Linked DNA regions of Homo sapiens: region 2 is linked to region 1. A link is a loop called in an ENCODE intact Hi-C map of the cell type or tissue named here. Cell type or tissue: MCF 10A. All regions are shown on one strand.

Region 1 (5,000 bases):
AATACAACTCATATTAATAGCTATTAAGAGAAAAATTATATATAGTCATCTCCATAGATGCTGAAAAGGCATTTGAAAAAATTTATGCATTCTTGATAAAATTCTTAGTAAAATAATAGAAGGATGACCAAATATATCTACCTTACCCCAAAGCCAGCATCAAACTTAATGAGAAAACAAGATATCATCCATTTAAGTCAGGAATAAAAGAAGGATGTCCACTATCACCACAATTAACGTTCTGCAAGTACTAGTTAATACAATAAAACTAGAGAGAGAAAGAGGTAATTCAAAGGCAGGAGGTAAAATGATCACTACTTGCACAATGAGTGTATACCTGAAGAAACCCAAGGGAATCCACTGAAAAACTACTATCAACATGAAGAGAGTTTCAGAAAAGATGACAGCTGGGTACAAAATTAACACAGAGAACCCAATAGGTATCACATATAAACCAACAACTAGTGAGAAGATACAATGGAAGAAATGGCCTTATTTTCAAAAGGAACAAAAAGTTAAAATATTATAAGTCAATTTCACAGGAAATGTCTAAAACTCCCAGATGACAAAACTTAAAACATGCCTGAAAGCCACAAAAGAAAATTTGAAGAAATGGCCAACCATGCCAGATTTTGAATGGGAAAGATTTAATGCCCTTAACAAATCTACTTTCCCAGAAGTTGGTTTATAAAGGCAACCTAATCTTAAAAGAAAATAACACCACAATTGTTTTTCTTTTTTGAGGGGGAGATGGCGGGAGTGGGAGGGATACACTAGACAAGCTGATTCTGAAGTTTATATGCAATGATAAATCTGAAAAGAAGGAAATTGGAGAAACTAGCCCTGTGAGATATTACAACGCTGCTATAATTTACAAAGTGTCATACAGCACACATGTTCAGGCTGAAAGATCAACAGAACAAAAGTCTAGAAATAGACCCAGACAGTATGGGAAGCTAATGTTTGATAAAGGTAGCATTTAAAATCCTTAGGGAAGAGAGGGAATATTCAATAAGTGATACTGGGAAACTGGCCAGAGAACTCAACCAAAAAAAATTAAGTTGGGCCGGGCAGGGTGGCTCACGCCTGTAATCCCAGCACTTTGGGAGGCTGAGGCAGGCGGATCACCTGAGATCAGGAGTTCAAGACCAACTTGGCCAACATGGTGAAACACCTTCTCTACTAAAAATACAAAAAATTAGCCAGGCATGATGATACATGCCTATAGTCCCAGCTACTTGGGAGGCTGAGGCAGGAGAATCACTTGAACTCAAGAGGTGGAGGTTGCAGTGAGCTGAGATCACGCCACTGCACTCCTGCCTGGGTGATAGAGTAAGACTCTCTCTTAAAAAAAAAAAAAAATCAAGTTGGACCATACTGAAACTTTTTGTGTATGACAAATGTAGCAAATACTTAAATGTAAAAACTGAAATAATAAAAGTTTTGGACAAAACCATAGAGAATAATTTTTTTCACATCTAAGTGGGAAAGGCCTTTCTATGAATGCCTCAAAACTCTGAATAAATATGGCCACAAATATGACTATGAACAATACCACTATATAAATGATAAACTAGGTAAAATACCTACAACTTAATATAACAAATTAGCAAAGGGCTGATTTCCCTAATATTTTAAGAATGCCTAAAAGAAATCAATGAAAGGCTGGGCGCGGTGCTCACGCCTGTAATCCCAGCACTTTGGGAGGCCGAGGTGGGTGGATCAGGAGGTGAGGAGTTCAAGACCAGCCTGGCCAAGATGTTGAAACCCCATCTCTACCAAAAATATAAAAATTAGTCGGGTGTGGTGGTGCACGCCTGTAATCCCAGCTACTCGGGAGGCTGAGGCAGAAGAATTACTTGAACCCGGGAGGCGGAGACTGCAGTGAGCCGAGATCACACCACTGCACTCCAGCCTGGGCAACAGAGTGAGACTCCATTTCAAAAAAAAAAAAAAAAAGACATCGATGAAAAAGATAACTCAGAAGAAAAATGAAAAAAAAAAGGGCAAATGATCTGAACAAAGAGCTCACAGAAAAGGGAATGCAGATTGTTCCTAAACACAGAAAAATATGCTCAATTTCAACAAAAATATGATAAATAGCAATTAAAACAAAGATAAAAAAATGTCATTACATTGTGTTGCCAGAGGGGAGGCAATAAGCCTTCTCTGCATTGCTGGGGATAACCTGAAATGTTGCAACCTCGTGCCGGCTATTTGGCAAGACCAAAAACATTTTACAAACACATGGGCCCAGCAGATACATTTGCAGATGTGAGATGACTTATGAACATAGTTATTCACTGCAACACTGTTTGTAAATAACAAAAGATGGTCGACAAACTAAATTCCAACAATAGGAAAATTGTGAGTTTTCTTTCAACAATGTGGAGATCATTTACACTAGTACATATGGGGATGCAGGGCTAGTTTCCTTCATTTATCTTAAGAACTGACTCCTTATTGCATATGAATCAGCATGTCCAGTCTACGCCCCCTCACTCCCATACATTCTACTTTTTTTTAAAATTTAAGCTGTATATTGCACCATTTGTGAAAAAGAGGAAGAAAAAGCACATTTGTACATATTTACTTGTAGATGCATACAGTATCTTTGGAAGGAATCACAAGAAATTGATAGCTGTGGTTGCCCCACAGGAGAAGCCCTTGATGAATAGGGTGGGTGAGGCAGGGGGTATCGATCTTGAAATTCATGAATGTTGAACCCTGTGAATTGATTACCTATTATAATGAATCCATTTTTAAATAAAACAAAATCCCAGAGTGGGTAGCCTTTAGACCTCAATGTACAAAGTTCTAAGCCTCTTAAATTTTGATAACCTATAGGCCTAATAGTCTCTCCTCAGGAAAAGATCTGAAGATTGTGTGTTAAAAAGTCACATTTCTTTGGGTTAGTTCTTATTTTGGACTTGAACACAACTGCTAGAAAAGTAAAAGCCTCTCAACGCCTCAGCCATTCTCTCTGCAATGCTTTTCCTTTCCAATGGTCCTGGCAGTGGGATGCACCATGACAGCCCATCTTCGTTCCCCACAGTCGTGTGCATATATCTGAACAAGGCCTTCCCTCCTAAACCACCTGAGATTCTGCCATCCCATTTGGTCTAAAGATCCGGTACACCTATAGTGAGATGCCTTTTTATTTACCAATGAGGACCAAATGCACTAAGTAGTGAACTAACATGAAAACAAAACACCAAGGTAAGTTACTGAGCTGGGTGGGAAAACATGAGTGAGACAATTAATTGCTTGTTGAAACACTCTACCCTTTCTTAGTAGCACTGAGAGACCCATTTTGATTAGAAAGCGGAAATCAGAAACATTAAAGAGATTTCAATGTGTTAGGTATCCCCATCTCCACTATTTTATGTAACTGTTTCCATCTTGTCTGAAAAAACAGGATAAACAATCCTCAGATAGTTCTCCACATGGTAAGTAATGGCCAGTATTATGTGAAATTTACTGAAGTTCCAGGAAAGAGAATTTTGCATGGAATACACTATCTCCAAACTATCATTTAAACTGAGATACTCCAATGCAGTTCATTTCCTGGTACAGAAACAAACAAACAAACAAACAAACTAAGACAATGCCACTCAGCAACCCCATTCCTAGATTTTAAAACCCAAGTGAAATGAAAGCTATGTTCACACAAAAATCATGCCCAAGTGCTTCTGGGAGCTTTATTCATCATCACCCAAACGTCTTCTACAGGTGAATAGATGAACAAACTGTGATACATCTATGCAAGGGTGGACAACTCGGCCATCAAAACGAATGAACTATTAACACACAACCTGGATGAATCCGAACGAAATGCATTACGCTAATGATAAAGCCAGATTCAAAGGCTACAAAGCACATAATCATATTTATGCCAGTTACGTGACATTCTGGAAAAAGCAAACTATAGGGACTGAAAACAGGGGCTACAAAGGAGCACAGGGGAATTTGGGGGGTGTCAGATCTGTTCCATATCTTGAATTGTGGGTGGCTACAGTCTCAAGGAACTTTATACTGAAAAGAGTCATCTACTGTTTGTAATTATACCTGTTTTTAAAAAACACAGAAATTATCACGTATAGGAGGAAATAGTTATATTACTTTCTGGACAATTGAGTCATATTCTAAAATTGATTAATGTTTAAGTAAAATCTACAAAAGTTAGTTCACTAGCAATGAAACTGTAACAAAATAACAAGATATCAATTTACATGGCTTACATACATGTGCTGCCAATATAGAGAAATAATACCATCATTTGACAACTTTTTTGGCATGCTTGCTGTATCAGACACTGTTTTAGGCACTTGGACATGGCAGGGAACACAACAGGTGAAGCCCATGCTCTGGGGGCTTATGTTTTAGTATCACATTCTGGGGCAGAACCAACATGGTAAAACATAGCTGGTTCCTTCTACGTATGGTATAGTATACACACAGGCGTCAATACTAAGTAAAATGGGCTGACAAAAAGCATACTGTCCAATAGTGTGATGTGAAACTTCAAAATCTGAAACTTTCTTGAGAGCCTGGAAAAGAAACTGAAGCCACTGAACAAAAGTTTAAAAGAAAGGGAAAAATACTATTCATAAAAAGTAAACATTAATAAAAGTAAGTATATGCAGGATCTTTAGCAGCAGAGTATTAAATTCTAATCATGGTGTGTTGCGTGGCTTCAGGAGTTAGATAGCACATATTAACAAAATTATGTTAATAGAGACTACCTGATTTCAGATTTCAATAGGATGGAGCATCCCTAGTCTGAAAATCTGAAATCTGAAACGTTCCAAAGTCCAAAGCTTTCTGGGCACTGACATGACATTCAAAGAAGACCCTCACTGGAGCATTTCGGATTCTGGATTTTTGGATTAGGGATGCTCAACCATTAAATATCTACAAATACTCCAAATCTGAAAAAATTCCAAAATCCAAAACACCTCTAGTCCCAAGCATTTCGGATAAGGACTATTCAAGAAATA
Region 2 (5,000 bases), 250 kb after region 1:
CTGATGTTAGTGTTTGCTCTGATGTCACATTCTCGGTGAAACCATATACCCCACTTACGGTTGCAGTACCCCTTCTCCTCATCCCATAGTTCTTAGCCAGCATCTGACATCATGTATTTAATTATTTATTGATAATGCCGGGCGCAGTGGCTCACACCTGTAGTCGCAGCACTTTGGGAGGCTGAAGCAGGCAGATCACTTGAGGTCAGGAGTTCGAGACTGGCCCTGCCAATATGGTGAAACCCCGTCTCTACTAAAAATAGAAAAATTAGCCTAGTGTGGTGTTGCGTGCCTGTAATCCCAGTTACTTGGGAGGCTGAGGCAGGAGAATGGCTTGAACCCAGGAGGCAGAGCTTGCAGTGAGCCGAGATCACGCCACTGCCCTCTAGCTTGGGAGACAGAACAAGACTCCATTAAAAAAAAAAAAAAATTGTGTGTTTGTGTGTATATGTATTTGCTGTCTTCCCACTATAACATAAACTTCTTTTTGGCAGGAATTTTTATGTTTTGTTTATTATTTTCTACCACTGAATATGGTTCCTAGCATATAATAGGCACACTCATTTAAAGTACTTAAAAAAGTACTTTATTAGGTCCATACTTTATTAAGCCTCTGGGATTTTGTGTGTGTGTGTGTGTGTGTGTGTGTGTGTGTGTGTGTGTGTGTGTGTGGTTATTTAACATGCTCTGAAAACTGGGTTGGGTGCCGTACCTCACGCCTGTAATCCCAGCACTTTGGGAGGTCAAGGTGGGAGGATTGCTTTATCCCAGGAGTTTGAGACTAGCATAGGCAACATGGTAAAACCCCATCTCCACAAAAACTTTTAAAAATTAGCTGGGCATGGGGCCGGGCACGGTGGCTCACACCTGTAATCCCAGCACTTTGGGAGGCCAAGGTGGACAGATCATTTGAGGTCAAGAGTTTAAGACCAGTCTGACCAACATGGTGAAACCCTGTCTCTACTGAAAAATATGCCTGTAGTCCCAGTTACTCAGGAGGCTGAGGCAGGAGAATTGCCTGAACCTGGGAGGTGGAGGTTGCAGTGAGCCGAGATTGCGCCACCGCACTTCAGCTTGGGTGACAGAGCGAGACTCCATCTAAAAAACAAATAGCCGGGCATGGTGGTACATGCCTGTAGTCCCAGCTACTCAGGAAGCTGAGGTGAGAGGATCACTTGAGCCTGGGAGGAGGTCAAGGCTGCAGTGAGCTCTGAGTGCACCACTGTACTCCAGCCTGGGTGACAGAGACCCTGTCTCAAAAATAAGTAAATAAAAAAAATTTTTTTAATAAAATTCTCCCAAAACAGAAACTTTAAAACTTCCTCTCATCTTTCCTTACTGTTCAACATTGTATCCATGGCTACCTGACATAATATGTTTGTTAATTGACTGTCTTCCCTTCTGTGGGGTATTTGACTCAAGGAAGGTAGGGCCTTTCTTGTGTTTGTTCATTACTGTATGCTGGATGTCTAGAGGAGTGCCAGACACACAGGAGGTGTGCAATTTATTTATGAATGAATGACTTGATGAGCAGGAGTAGATGTACAGTAGAAATTACAGGTTTTGTTGTTTTTATTTTTAATACAGGTAGATCAGATGAATAAAATAGTGGAAGTTCTGGGTATTCCACCTGCTCATATTCTTGACCAAGCACCAAAAGCAAGAAAGTTCTTTGAGAAGTTGCCAGATGGCACTTGGAACTTAAAGAAGACCAAAGATGGAAAACGGGTAAAATAAGGATATATCTGTTTTGAGCCTTTATTAAATTTCTTTATCATACCTGTCTTTTTATAGCTCATTTTGCATTTACTTGAAATCAGTGTGTTTCAGTTAACGATTTTATTGATACCTTACATAGATATTTTGTTCAGAAGTTGAGTATAGTTTGACCTGAACTATCAGGTATGGACCAGTGTTTGATTAATGGTCAGAGTTATCTTTAAAACTTCATATTAAAAACTGTATGCCTGCATTTTGAGGCAGCTGATCACATCACCATACTTGGTTTCAACAGTAGAATTAATAAATTTGATCTTTGTTTCTCACAGCTTGGGCATGTAATGAGGTCACAGTTAATACTGCAGCTGTGAACAGAAGTCACAATTGGAGTAAATGATTTTTTTTTTTTAAGTTCAGTTGGTAAATTATGTCAGAAGATGATTTTTGGCTTAAGTAGTATGTGATTTTTTTCCAAGGATATTAACTGACTAGATGGTCCTTTGATAGACTTCAGATTCCTAGCTCATTGACTTGGATAGCAAAAATTTCACATCTCCAAAATCTTTTAAAGTGAGGTTTTTAAAACATTTGGTTTGTTTTAGTAATTTTCTTTTATCTGAGGACTTTTTAAAAGATACCTAAACTATGTCAGTTTAATAGAGTAAATGATGCCAATTTTGCATCTTGATTTTTTACTTTTGTTTTATAGATCTGTAAATAATCATGTTTTGTAATTTACTTTGGTCCTAGTATTGAATGAATGTAATGTATAAATATGTGATTGAATATGACCCCCACACACACATGTACATACAGAAGTCACCTTGAGATCATAGTTTTGCATTTTATAACATTTAAGAGTTTATTTTTGTTTCAGTTATTATTTTGCCTTGTATTTTAGCGGACGCTGCCACCAGGTGTCATTTTCAGTGAACTGAAGATGATGGTTGATCGCCTTAATTCACCTCCACACAGCTATGGAGTCATAACTTTTAATATCAGATGATTTTCTTTAGAATATTTAAAAGCACATACGTAGTTGTATCTTTCAAAACTGATTTGTAAGTTCTTGTGTTCTGCCATATTCACTAAAGCTATAGGCAGTGCAGTTTCCAGCTGCTAAATTATGCCTATTCCCCATAAGGAAAGGATGGAAAATGCCATCGAGACCTCCTGGGCTCTTGTTTTTTCTTTACCCACATAGCTCATTAATCGTGGCCCATTTTCCATGTAACCAAAAACTTAGTCTGGGAATCCTTACTAGCTTCACCAGCATTTAAAGGCGTTCCTACCAGTTTGAATTAGCATGGAGAGGAAATTAAATCTTTTTTATGTTGTCTCTCTCTGTGATACAGGCTGCTGCTTTCTCCATTTCAGATTGATTTATTTATATTTTGCTTCTGCTATTTTTTTTCCTCAATAAAACATCCCATTCCATCTCCTAAATCTCTGCCTTACAAAAACCACAGTGACCTATCATTTCTTTCAAATTGATCTATAGGTATTACTATTTTTAGTTATTTGGGGTGGGGGCATTTCAGAAATGAGTAGATTGTCTTTTCCCTTTTAAAATTGGAAGTGGATATCTTAACATACATTTAATACATGTGAATTAACTAGATTTTTATGAGATTTATTTTAGTCGCACTTAGCAATTGACTTAAGCAACTTAATTTTTAAAAATATGAAATAATTATTTTGCTTTTAAGAGATAAATTTTGTAACAAAAAGTCAAATTCATAATCAAATAATTACATTACAAATGGTACACTAAGAATTTTGACTAGAGATACAAATAGATGTGCATATACTTTCATTGGCTATCTCTTTGTGGTTTGTTTACTGATTTTATTTTTACTTTTAATTTTTCATTTTACATTTCAAAAGCCCCATATTAGGGTTTTCCAATAATGAAATAAATACTATATATTTTTTTCCTGGTGGAGGTGCAGAATGAAGAAGACAATAAATGATGCTTTTTTTGAAGTACAGTTTATATAAGATACATATTTTAAGTGTTGAGTTTGTTTTCACCTTTGTGTACAGCAGTGTCCCCCATCTAAACCAATATGAAAGATTTCTATCATTCCAAATCCTCTTGTGACCTTTTCTGTTATCCCACTACTTTCTGATTTCTATCATCAAAGACTAGCTTTGCTTTTTCATTGGCAAACTTAGTATAATTGGAGCCTTATAGTATTTATTGTTTAGTTTTGGGTTTTCTTCACTCAGCAAATGTATTGTTTTTGGAAAATCATCAATATTGTATGTCTCAGGAATTAATTTTTTTTTATTGCTTCAACATATTTCATTGAATGAACATGCCATAATTTATATTCACCTGTCAGTGGTCATTTGGTTTGTTCCCAGTTTGGGACTATTATGAATAAGGCTGCAGGGAACAGTCTTTTATACATATGTTTTCATCTCTCTGACAGCACAGTCTAAGAGTAGAATTGCCAGGTCATGGGGTATGTGTTTACCTTCACAAGAAAACACCAGTTCTCCAAAGTTGTTTTATTTTATATTCCCATGATGTATGAGGGTTCCAGTTGCGTGACATCCTCACCATTTTGTATGGTTTGTCTGTTGGGTTTTAGCCATTCTGTAGTGGATATGTAGTGGTTTGCATTTGCATTTCTTCATGGCTAATACCACCTTTTCATATGCTTATTAGCCTTTCATACATATTCTTTGTCACAGGTCTTTCCCATCTTTTGCTTGTGTTACTGGGTTGTTTAATAATTGAGTAGTCCTTTGTCATTAAGTTTTTTGTCACATGTATGTCAGTGTATTTCCCTAGACTGTGGCTTTGCCTTTTCCTTTCTTAATATGGTATCTTTTGATGAATAGGGAGTTTTAATATTGATGAAGTTGTATTTGTCAACTTTTTTTGTTTGGTACTTTTTTTATCCTGAAAAATCTTTGCCATCTCCAAGTTTGTGAAGATATTCTGTGTTTTCTTCTAAAAGTTTTTTATTTTTATTTTTTAGTCTGCTTTTACAGTTAGGATTCTGTGGTCCATCTTGAATTAATTTTTGAGCGTGGAACAGGGTGAAGGGGTTGAAGTTCATTTTCTTCCATATGCTTACCTAGTAGTTACAGCAGCATTTGCTGAAAGCAATTACTTTACCCTGTTGATATGTTTTCTATTCTAGGTCCTTTCTTTTCACATATGGATTTTTAGAATCAGCTTGTAAATTTCTACCAAAAAAATGGTGCTAGCATTTTGATTTGGGTTGCAGTTGGGATTGCATTCAGGAAAATGGACATCTTAACAA

The links. Peaks named below come from ENCODE experiments on the same cell type or tissue, not always from the same donor. Only the 100,000 strongest peaks of a DNase experiment are listed, where the experiment ranks them.
Region 2: a loop joins it to region 1, with 3 times the contacts of the local background. A loop is called at or near these places in 3 of 110 quality-filtered maps.

Annotation. Positions count from the first base shown.
Region 1 is chr21:37,248,958-37,253,957 of GRCh38, forward strand. The region is part of intron 1 of VPS26C (VPS26 endosomal protein sorting factor C); the gene reads right to left. Among named protein-coding and RNA genes, the nearest start is that of VPS26C, 16 kb to the right of the region's middle. In MCF 10A, a CTCF peak has its summit at 2,151; a DNase peak (open chromatin) is centred at 2,204.
Region 2 is chr21:37,494,531-37,499,530 of GRCh38, forward strand. DYRK1A (dual specificity tyrosine phosphorylation regulated kinase 1A) reads left to right here. Exons shown (of 12, transcript NM_001347721.2): 9 at 1,588-1,728. Among named protein-coding and RNA genes, the nearest start is that of KCNJ6-AS1, 22 kb to the right of the region's middle. In MCF 10A, a CTCF peak has its summit at 2,637; no DNase peak of the experiment used is centred here.